Linked DNA regions of Homo sapiens: region 2 is linked to region 1. Evidence: read pairs that join two places in POLR2A ChIA-PET (ENCODE). Cell type or tissue: PC-9. All regions are shown on one strand. Each heading gives the region's core, and the rest is flanking DNA. Links, peaks and the distances in the headings are about the cores only. Region 1 overlaps OSBPL11 (oxysterol binding protein like 11). Region 2 holds the start of LOC124906278 (a long non-coding RNA gene).

Region 1 (5,383 bases), core at 231-5,230:
ATTTAACTTTTTTTTTTGAGACAAGGTCTCTCTCTGTCTCCCAGGGTTGAGTGTGGTGTCTCCATCATAGCTCACTGCAGCCTTGAACTGCTAGGCTCAAGTGATCCTCCTATTCAGCTTCTGGAATAGCTGGGACTACAGGTGTACACCACCATGCCCAGCTAATTTTAAAATTTTTTTCTAGAGGCAGGATCTTGCGATGTTGCCCAGGCTCATATTTAACTTTTTAATCTATCTGGAATTTATTTTGAAATACAGTGTGAGATAGTGTATCTACTACTGCATTACAAATTACCCCCAAATTTAATATATTAGCAGCATTTATTATTTCATAGTGTCTTTGGGTCAGGAATCTCAGTGCAGCTTAGCTGGGTCTTCTGGCTCTGAGTCTTTCTTAAGACTGAACTGGGAAGGATTCATTTCCTAGCTGATTCATGAGACTCTTGGTGCAATTCAGTTCCTTTTGGCCCATTGGACAAAAAACTCAGTTCCTCATGAACTGATGGCCAGAGACCTCCTTTGTTCACTGGCCACATGGGCTTCTTCACAGAGCATCTTACAACTTGGCAGCTTGTTTCTTGAGAATGAGGAGGTAAGAGGACTAGAGAGTGCTACCTGGAGAGAAGTTAACAGTCTTTTGTAACCTAAGCACTGAGGTGAATTCACATCACTTTTCACTGTTCTTCAGAAACAAGTCCCACACAAGGGTGTGAGAATACCAGCAGGTGGGGATTATTGGGATTTATGCCAGAAAATGCCTAGGCAGTTAATATAATAGACTCAAGATTGTAAAGACTAGAGGGGAAAACGGACTTGGGGAGTCAAATTATGTATCTGGTTTTAGGTATGTCCAGCTAAAGTTGCCAGAATGTTTAAGTGTCTTATCTAGCCAGTCCTCAGAGATATGGAGTATTGGAAATGTAGATAATTGTCTTTACATTATCCAGAATGTTTTCACATCTGTTATCACATTTAATCCTCCCAACTCTGGAGGAAGATACAGCATTATTATTCCTGTTTTGCAGTTGAAGAAAACCTAAGTCTAAATGACAATATAGACTTAGGCAATATAGTACATGAAGTTATATATTGCATGTAGCTAAGGTTACATAGCTAGTAAGTGGGAGAACTTTTATTTCTAGATAGATATTTACATAGAGGTATTAAAAGTAGATAAACTCTCTAAAAGGAATGAATAATTATTGATAATAACTAGTTTGGTACATGGTTGGTTTTATGGTTTACTCATGTTCTAACTTATGTAGCAAATATTTTTGAGTCTCTACTATGTCTGAAGCACTCTTTTATTAATGCCAAATTAATGTGCACACCCAAAACAACGAAAGAATGAATTCTAAGGCTTATTTTAGGAGGATCATCAAAATAATCAGGAAAAGGAAGGGCATCAGTGGCATTTACAAAACAATCTCATGATGACCTTTTGAAAAAAAAAATTTTTTTTTTGAGACAGAGTCTGGTCCTCTTGTGCAGGCTGGAGTGCGGTGGCAGATCTTAGCTCACTGCAACCTCTGCCTCCCAGGTTCAAGTCCAAGCGATTCTCCTGCCTCAGCTTCCCAAGTAGCTGGGACCACAGGCACTTGCCACCACACCCGGCTGATTTTTGTATTTTTAGTAGAGATGAGGTTTCACCATGTTGGCCAGGCTGGTCTCAAACTCCTGACCTCAAGTGATCCACCCACTTCGGCCTCCTGAAGTACTAGGATTACAGGCGTGAGCCACCGTGCCTGGCCCTTTTGAAAAATTAAACTTAAGAACTTAATTTATTAGATTAGCCTTGTATTTTCTTGTTTCCAGAGTAATTTATATTCATATGATGTGAGCTTTCTTTACCATTTACAGAGAAGATAGATTTCCCAGTTCTGGGTCTTTCCTTCCTTTTTCATAGTGAATATTCACACTTTATAAAATATGCATGTTTTCATTATTTTTGTATTCTTCATGTCAGCTTGTAGAGAAATTCACAAATCTGCAAATATGCCACCTGCTTATTAAAATGGGCAGAAGAGAACTATTCAAAAGAGGAACTGAAAGACAAACCAGGGTGTTTGATGGCCTGCTTTTTTTTAAAATTTTGAGCTCCTCACTGGCTAATCATATTAACAGATAAATCTATTTTCCTCATTAGCAAACAGCTATACTTTTCAGTAAATGTGTAAAAGTCTGCAAATGTGTAGTATAGAAATAATTTTTGTGGTCAGACCACAATAATTTTGTGGTTTCTTCCACTGTCAATACTATTATAAGGAAAAGTGCCTGTTCGCGGATGGGAAAATGAGATTGGCCTAAATATAAATGAATGTTCATGGTCTTAGAGGTTTTACCTCTTCTTCTGAGTTGATTTGAAGAAAAAGTCATAAATGTCTGCTTTTTTTTTTTTTTTCCTCTGCAGGGGTTAAAGGAAAATTGATACATATTTCTACACTCTAGTTTTTGTTTTCTGTATCTGACATCTGCTATAGATGCTGGTAAAAACAAGAGAAAGATAATTGTAGGCATGTAACTGGAAACTATAAAATATTATTCCAAAATCTAGTTAAAAATATACCAAGTCTTGAGGAGCAAGAGTTGGTTTATTAATAATGTGCTGTGATTTCTTAGTTTCCTTACATTTTTGCACTACATATCTTTTCTGTTTTGTTTTTTTTTTTTTTTTTTGAGATGGAGTTTCACTCTTGTTGCCCAGGCTAGAGCACAATGGTGCAATCTTGGCTCACCACAACCTCTGCCTCCTGGGTTCAAGCGATTCTTGTGCCTCAGTCTCCCGAGTAGCTGGGTACAGGCAGGTGCCACCCGGCTAATTCTTATATTTTTGGTAGAGACGGGGTTCCACCATGTTGGCCAGGCTGATTTCGAACTCCTGACCTCAGGCGATCTGCCTGCCTAGGCCTCTTAAAGTACTGGGATTACAGGCGTGAGCCACCGCACCCGGCTTTGTCTACATTTCTAATCATTTGTCATAGATGGGATACCTAAAAGTGAAATTCTAGGGCCAAAGAGTGCTAACATTTTTAAGACTCTTGGCAGGAGGGAGGACCCCTCTCTTGACTTTATACTTTTTGTCATAGATTAAAATACAGTTAGACTTTATTTTGTTTGCGATTTTGAGTATACAGTCTGCGAGTTGAATTTTTTGGGGAGGAGGTGGGCAGGTTACTGAGAATTGCCTCATGGCTTCATAGAAAAATTCTGTTTCTTTCTTCCCATTGCTTAATTCATTCAGCAAATAAACATTATATCCCAGGCTACACACTAGCTGTTGCGAGGAATATCTCTTAATGTCATTAGCCTTTTCCTCAGCTAAGCAAGCCACTCCCCGCTTCATGCTATTTCTTATCCAGAGAATGGACCAAAGTGCTAAGCCTTTTGGGAGGATACTTTTTGCCTAGTTGAAAGTATGGATTTTGACATGTGACTTGCCTGGTACCTCATATTTACTGACTACAACTTGGATTCCTGCCTGTAGTTAAATACCTTAAGGTATCGCTATTTGGCTTTTCCAGGAAAATAGAACCAATAGGTAGATATATATAGAGAGAGATTATGAGGAATTGGCTCATATGACTGTGGAGCCTGAGAAATCCCATAGCTCAGTTGTCTACAAGCTGGAGAACCTCTTGACATTATCGTCAACCTCTGATGTTACTTCCAGCTGACTGCCCTCATCATTCCATTAAACTGTTATCTCTGGGTTTTAAGTCTAATGAGTCTTCTCAGTCTTTGTCATATCTTACTTTATCAGTAGCACTGAACTTCTCTTTTTTTTTTTTTTTTTTTTTGAGACAGGGTCTTACTCTGACGCCCAGCCTGGAGTACAGTGGCAGGATCTTGGCTCAGTGAAACCTCCGCCTCCCAGTTTCAAGCAATTCTCCTGCCTCAGCCTCCCAAGTAGCTGGGACTACAGGCATGCACCACCACGCCCAGCTAATTTTTGTATTTTTAGTAGAGATAGGGTTTTACCATGTTGGCTAGGCTGGTTTTGAACTCCTGACCTCAAGTGATCCACCCACCTCAGCCTCCCAAAGTGCTGGGATTATAGGCATGAGCCACTGTGCCTGGCCTGAGACAGAGTCTTGCTCTGTTTCCCAGGCTGGAGTGCAATGGCACGATTGCAGCTCCCTGCAGCCTCCACTTCCTGGGCTCAAGCAATCCTCCCATCTCAGTGTCCTGAGTAGCTGGGATTACAGGTGTGTGCCACCCTGCCTGGCTAATTTTTAATTTTTTTTGTAGAGACAGGATCTCACTGTGATGCCCAGGCTGGTCTCAAACTCCTGGCTCAAGTGATCCTCCCAAAGTGCTGGGATTACAGGTGTGAGTGAAGGCACCTGCCCACTGAATATTCTTGACCACAGACTTATCTTGAAACACTTTCTCTGGTTTCTGTCTTTCCATACTCCTAGTTTTCTTCCCACTACTCAGTTGTTCCTGATTTCTTCTCTGTATTCCCCTTGCCCTTAAAACTTTTCCTTAGAGATCTCTCTTAGACCCTGCCCATCTCTTGCCATTTCGTAATACTTCCTGAGTGACCTTATTTACTGCTGTAACTTCAAATACCAGTTATATGCTTATATGCTGATGACTACCAAGCCCTAATCATGCTGCCTTACTGGATATCTCCCTGTATAGTCCTGCAGGTTCATTAAATTTAACATCTTAAGTTGGAACAAATCCAAAATTTCTCTGCGATCCCTATCTCAGTGAAGGCATTAGTTATCCACCCAGTTGTTCCAGCTGGAAATCTGAGTGTTGCTCTTGTCCTTTCTCTCTCACTTTCATTCTTTCTGTCTCACTTCACATCTAATCAGTCATCAAATCTAGTCATTTCAGCCTTCTCACTCACTACTGAATCCTCTGTATTTGTTTAATGCCTTTTTTATTTGTATGGCAGCTGCAAATGTAGTCCCATTGTGTGTCTTTTCCAGTAGCAGGAACCCATGTTACTGCCTTTTTCTTCAAGGAGATATATTTCTCTTAGATTAGATTATAGATTTGAGATGGAGAGTTATTAGTTATTGCCTTTTTGATTTTCTTATGCTTTTCAATGGTTTTTCAGAGTGCTGTGCTTTAGTAGGTATTGAGTAATTGTTTTGAGTTGAAAGGATTTGAAACTGTTTAAAAGGTAGCTTAATTTTAAAAACTTTTATCTATCTTAAGTCTGATAAAGAAAGGTTGAGAAATAAGTATATTGCCGGGCACGGTGGCTCACGCCTATAATCCCAGCACTTTGGGAAGCCGAGGCAGGCGGATCACGAGGTCAGGAGTTCGAGACCAGCCTGACCAACATGATGAAACCCCGTCTCTACTACAAATAGAAAAAGTAGCCAGGCATGGTGGCACACACGCACCTGTACTCCCAGCTACTCGG
Region 2 (5,383 bases), core at 133-5,132, 510 kb after region 1:
TGGTGGTTCACGCCGGTAATCCCAGCACTTTGGGAGGCTGAGACGGGTGGATCACTTGAGGTCAGGAGTTCGAGACCTGCCTGGCCAACATGATGAAACCCCGTCTCTACTAAAAATACAAAAAATTAGCTGGATGTGATGGCGGGCACCTGTAATCCCAGCTACTTGGGAGGTTGAGGCAGGAGAATCGCTTGAATCTGGGAGGCAGAGGTTGCAGTGAGCCGAGGTCACACCACTGCACTCCAGCCTGGGCAACAAGAGTGAAACTCTGTCTCAAAAAAAAAAAAGTGCAGATTTCTGCATCTCACCCCTAAACTTTTTATTTGGCAAGTCTGAGATGGAGTCCTAGACTTTACATCTTTAACAAGTGCCTCAGGTGATTCAATGCAGGCAGTCCTTGGACCGCATTTTGAGAAATGCTGAGCTGTTGAATGGAAGGGGCTTAGTGTGGGTGAGGGCTGGGAAGGTCAGGATGAAGGGTCAGCTAGATCCTAATGTTCTCTCCTGGAAGATGAGGTTTCATTTATTATTACTGTTCTCACAATCTGGCTTTAGTTAAATACCAGATTTCTGAGCATCATTAGAAAGCAGAGTCTGAGTTGGCAGTAGGCATGTAGGAAGGAGAAATGCTGAAAAAGGTTGTAGCTATGAAGGGCTAAGTTGGGTGACCTTGGAGGACCTTTTTATTTATTTTTGAGACAGGGTCTCACTCTGTCATCCAAACCGGAGTGCAGTGGCATGATCATAGCTCACTGCAGCCTCCACCTCCTAGGTTCAAGTGATCCTCTCACTTCAGCTTCCTAAGTAGCTGAGACTACAGGTACACACCACCACGCCTGGCTAATTTTTTTGGTATATTACCCAGGCGCTTTTTAAGAAGAAGCTGTTCTAGTTTCCTGTGGCTACTATACCAAATTACATAAATCGGATGGCTTAAAAACAACAGAAATGTATTCTTTCACAGTTCTGGAGGCCAGACATCTGAAATCAGTAACACTTAGGTTAATTCAAGGTGTCAGCAGGGCCGAGCTCCCTTCAGAGGCTCCACGAGGGATTTATTCCCTGCCTCTTCCAGCTTCTGGTGGCTTGTGATCACATCACCCAAATCTTTAAAGCCAACATTTTCAAATCTCTCTGTTCCATCTTTACATCACCCTCTCCTCTGTGTATATGAAGTCTACCTCTGTCTCCTTTCTGTAAGGATACATGTGATTGCATTCAGGGACCACCCAGATAATCCAGGATCCTCTCCACATCTCAAGAGCTGTACTTTAATCACATCTGCAAACGCTTTGCCAAAAGAGGAAACATTCACAGGTTCCAGGGAATAGGACGTGGGTCTTTTGGGGGGCCCTTTTTCAGCCTATCACAGAACCTTTACTGAATCTGCTTTTTTGAATTCTACATAACAAGCTAAAAAAGTAACCACTCTGTTTAAGCCCTTTGGGAGCCCTCATTGCCTCCCCATTGATGGATTAGGTAAGGACATGATCTAACCTTGGCCAAGAGCACCTGAGATGGGGTCTCAGGGCTTCCAGAGATGGTTGCCCTTTCTCATGGATATTGTTGGCCCCACACATGATGCCTGTATGAGACTCATCGAGTTTCCAACTCTTCTAGCCCAGGAGTTGCCTGCCTTACACTGCCCTGGATTGTGTGACAAAGAGTTTAAGCCACTTCAATCCTGGGGTTCCTGCTCATTGCATGGGATGGATTGAGAACAGTATCAGGCACTGCTCGCCTTAAGCACCAAGTGCAGGAGCCACCTGTGCTCCCAAGGCGTGTGCTTCAGTTGGTGCTTTGTCACAGTCATTTACTGGTGATAGTTTAATAGAGAAGGGAAGGCTTTTGTGGGGAGTCCTGACTTTGCTTCAGAAAGGACAGCAGAATGGTAAGGAATAGGTCAAAATTCAGGTATGGTCTCATTTGCATTGTTGCCCAAGAGCTTCCTGGAAAGAGTACAGAGCTCTGTGGGCCAAGTCTTGTGGCCTAGATATCATGACTACATGTTGGGCCTAGAGCTCAGCCTGAGGGACCATAGTTGTCGTGACAGCCTCCAGTAGTTCCTGGAGCAGCAAGAATAAGGTCTCTTGTTTACAGAGGTTGTCCCACACTCCTCAGCAGTGTTGAGAAGAGGTTGTCTCCAGCACCTCCCTAGGAGACTGGTCTCAAAAGTCTAGAAACCAGTAATCAGATGTCACTCACTGTAGGATACAAGTGGAATGATATTCTACTAGGAAACAAGCATTTCTAAAAAAATTACAAAAATGTAAACTGGTAACTCTGATAAATGCTTAAAGGTGACATCTCTGATGGTGTCCATCAAGACTAAGCTTGATTCTCTCCATTTGAAGACCTCTGGGTCAGTCCTCAAATCTGTGTCCTGAGGGCTTAAGGTAATCACAGCAATCGGCCCTGACTTTTGAGTGGACAGATCCTTATCTTGTCTGCTCCTTTCCTTTTGTGCTGTTATGACTAATCTTTTTTTTTTTTTCCTTTGAAACATGATCTTACTCTGTCACCCAGGCTGGAGTACAGTGGTGCAATCACAGCTCACTGCAGCCTCAACCTCCTGGGCTCCAGCCATCCTCCCACCTCAGCCTCCCAAGTAGCTGGGAGTGCACCAGCGTACCCAGCTAATCTTTGTAATTTTTGTAAAGATGGGATTTTGCCATGTTGTCATGCTGGTCTCGAATTTCTAGGCTCAAGTAGTCCTCCTGCCTCAGCCTCACAAAGTGCTGGGATTACAGGTATGAGCCACCCCACCCGGCCATGACTAATCTTAATATGTCTATTTTTGCTCATTGTCACTGAGTGGACCTGGAGGCTGAGGGCTGGAAGAGCAACTGGAATTGCTGTAGTGCCAAATATATCCCCTTTCATGTTGATGCCACCCTGGCCAAGGTATCATTTTTGTGTGGCAGCCAGAGAAATCTTTTCAAAAAGAAGGTGGAGCTCTAGTCCTGTGGCTGCCAGTTGTCTTCAGGTCCCGGCCTTTCCTGCCCCCAGGCTCATCTCTATCCAGGACTGCCTGGGAGTCCAGCTCCAGTCAAGTTCAGAGGTAACAAGCAACGTTATTGTAGCTTTATGTAAAATAACCAGAAAGTAGAAATGACCCAACTCTCTATTGACAAGAATGGATCAACATCCTGTTGCATCCACGCAATGGAATCCTAGTGAGTATTAAAGTAATGACACAGGAAACCATGTAGCTGAATTTTAAAGCACTGGGTAAGTAAAGGAAGCCAGGCACAAAAGATGAAATACTTGAAGTTTTATTTGTTTGACCTCCAGGAAAGGCAGTAGCACAATGACAGAAGGCTGGGTCTGGGTCTGGGAGGGGGTCGATTGCCAAGGGCATGACACAACTTTTTGTGGTGAGGAAATTCTTCTTCTTCTTCTTTTTTTTTTTTTTTGAAATGGAGTCTCGCTCTGTCACCCAGGCTGGAGTGTAGTGGTGCGATCTCGGCTCACTGCGACCTCCGCCTCACGGGTTCAAGTGATTCTCCTGCCTCAGCCTCCCAAGTAGCTGGCATTACAGGTATGTGCCACCAAACCCAGCTAATTTTTGTGTTTTTAGTGGAGACAGGGTTTCGCCATGTTGGCCAGGCTGGTCTTGAACTCATGACCTCAAGTGATCCTCCCGCCTCAGCCTTCCAAAGTGCTGGGATTACAAGCATGAGCCATTGCGCCTGGCTGGGGAAATTATTCTGTAACTTGATTTCGGTGGTGGTTTTATGATTATATCCACTTATTAAACTCATTGAATCATACACTTAAGAAAGTAACCACTCTGAAAAGGATAGTACTGAGTTTGAAAACCAGCAGTTTGAAAAAGATGGTACCAAGGTTAAAAACCAAATGCAGTAGAATATCCAAGTATCCAGGAAGAGCACCTTCCTAATGTGATTGATTTTATGGAAAAGAATAAGAGAAGAATGGAGCATGATAAAGAATTCAAACATTATTTTCCACATTGGGGTCGCCAAAATGAATGGCTCGGTCTAGTGTAGGAGGCAGGTGCTACACAGGCTGACTTTCTAATGAGGTCCAAAAATCTTGTATTTCACTCCAGCTAGATTGTGAAAATAGTAATAGTAACACCAGGTCTTAGCCTGGGTTTCTCAGAAAGCGGAAGCTTATGAGCTACCCCTTGATTGGAGAGTGCAGCCACAGAAGCAGGATGAGAGGAAAGAGGGGTAAAGCAGGGGAGGAGGGCTAGCAACAACTTAGTATCATATGCAAATGATGCTTCACCTCAAAGGACTCTGCTGAGAAACCACAGGAACCCTAGGGGTAGGAAGGGATCAGAATTCATCTACTGGCTTCTGCTTCCCATAACCAAAAGTTAGCTCTGGGTGGGCACCAGCAACCCTGCCATTGTGACCTGCACGACGTGAGTGCTTAGCAGGCTGCAGCAAGAAGACACTGGCTGCAGCCCACCAGAACTGGTTGTTCCAGTGGCGGCTGAGATGGAACAAGTGGACTTGCCCCAGAGACAGGTGGAGCAGAGAGGATCTGAGGTGGCACATTAAGAGGGATTATAAATAACGTGCATATTGACAGAGGTCAGTGGTAAGTACAGGTTGTCAGACAAAACATGCATGTCACTGGATCATTCTTATCTAAAGGATGCCCCCAAAATGTCAGTACAGCCGGTATATGTGACAGTGAGACCAGCAACATTTTCTAAGATAGGGAGAGGGGCAGGTTCCTGGCCTGAATTTTACCAAGAAGTCCACAGTTGTAGGTGATAATGTCTGAATGAGTGAAGGTTGTATCAGACCTTCTGGGCCCATGAAGGTCTCCCTTCAGACCAGTCTATAGATTGATCCATCCAATGATCCATCTACCTGCCCACACACCTACCCATTGACCTACCCAGCCATCCATCCATCAATCCATCCACCCATCCATCCATGGCTGGAGCAACTGTTCTCATAACTTTGTAGATGGGTGTCTGAAACCACCTCATCAGAGTCAGGTACACCTCACCAGTCTCAGAGCTCTATCATGTAAAAATATGATCACAGGCCATGCAGGTATAAGCAGACTCCCCAGCCACCAACCTCAGACCTTAAGGATGAGTACAGCCCAATGCCAGAGCATTCTTAAACTCAGGTGAGGAACCAGAACAGCAGTGATTTTCTCAGCTGTCTCCAGGAGTCATGCTAACAAGTCCTCTCACCTATATAATAGGGGGTATCCTGCACAATTATAAATTAGTGTGGGAGTTTGAGGTCCAGGATTCCATCATCCTTCCTTCTCTCCAGGTTTCTGACTGAGGAGATGGGAAACAATGTGTCTGTTAATGTATTAATACCAGGACGAGGGTGCAAAGCTTTTGTTAAGAGCTGTAGTGGAGAATGCAGTCAAGGTCAGA

Evidence for each region. Peaks named below come from ENCODE experiments on the same cell type or tissue, not always from the same donor. Only the 100,000 strongest peaks of a DNase experiment are listed, where the experiment ranks them.
Region 2: POLR2A ChIA-PET joins it to region 1 with 21 read pairs; 6 of 35 experiments call an interaction of 5 or more read pairs at or near these places.

Annotation. Positions count from the first base shown.
Region 1 is chr3:125,586,636-125,592,018 of GRCh38, reverse strand. All of the region lies in intron 1 of OSBPL11 (oxysterol binding protein like 11), which reads left to right. Among named protein-coding and RNA genes, the nearest start is that of OSBPL11, 6.2 kb to the left of the region's middle. In PC-9, for the core only: no CTCF peak of the experiment used is centred there; no DNase peak of the experiment used is centred there.
Region 2 is chr3:125,076,912-125,082,294 of GRCh38, reverse strand. LOC124906278 (a long non-coding RNA gene) reads left to right here and starts at 229. Exons shown (of 3, transcript XR_007096045.1): 1 at 229-5,383. In PC-9, for the core only: no CTCF peak of the experiment used is centred there; DNase peaks (open chromatin) are centred at 2,014 and 2,434; H3K27ac peaks cover 1,460 bases.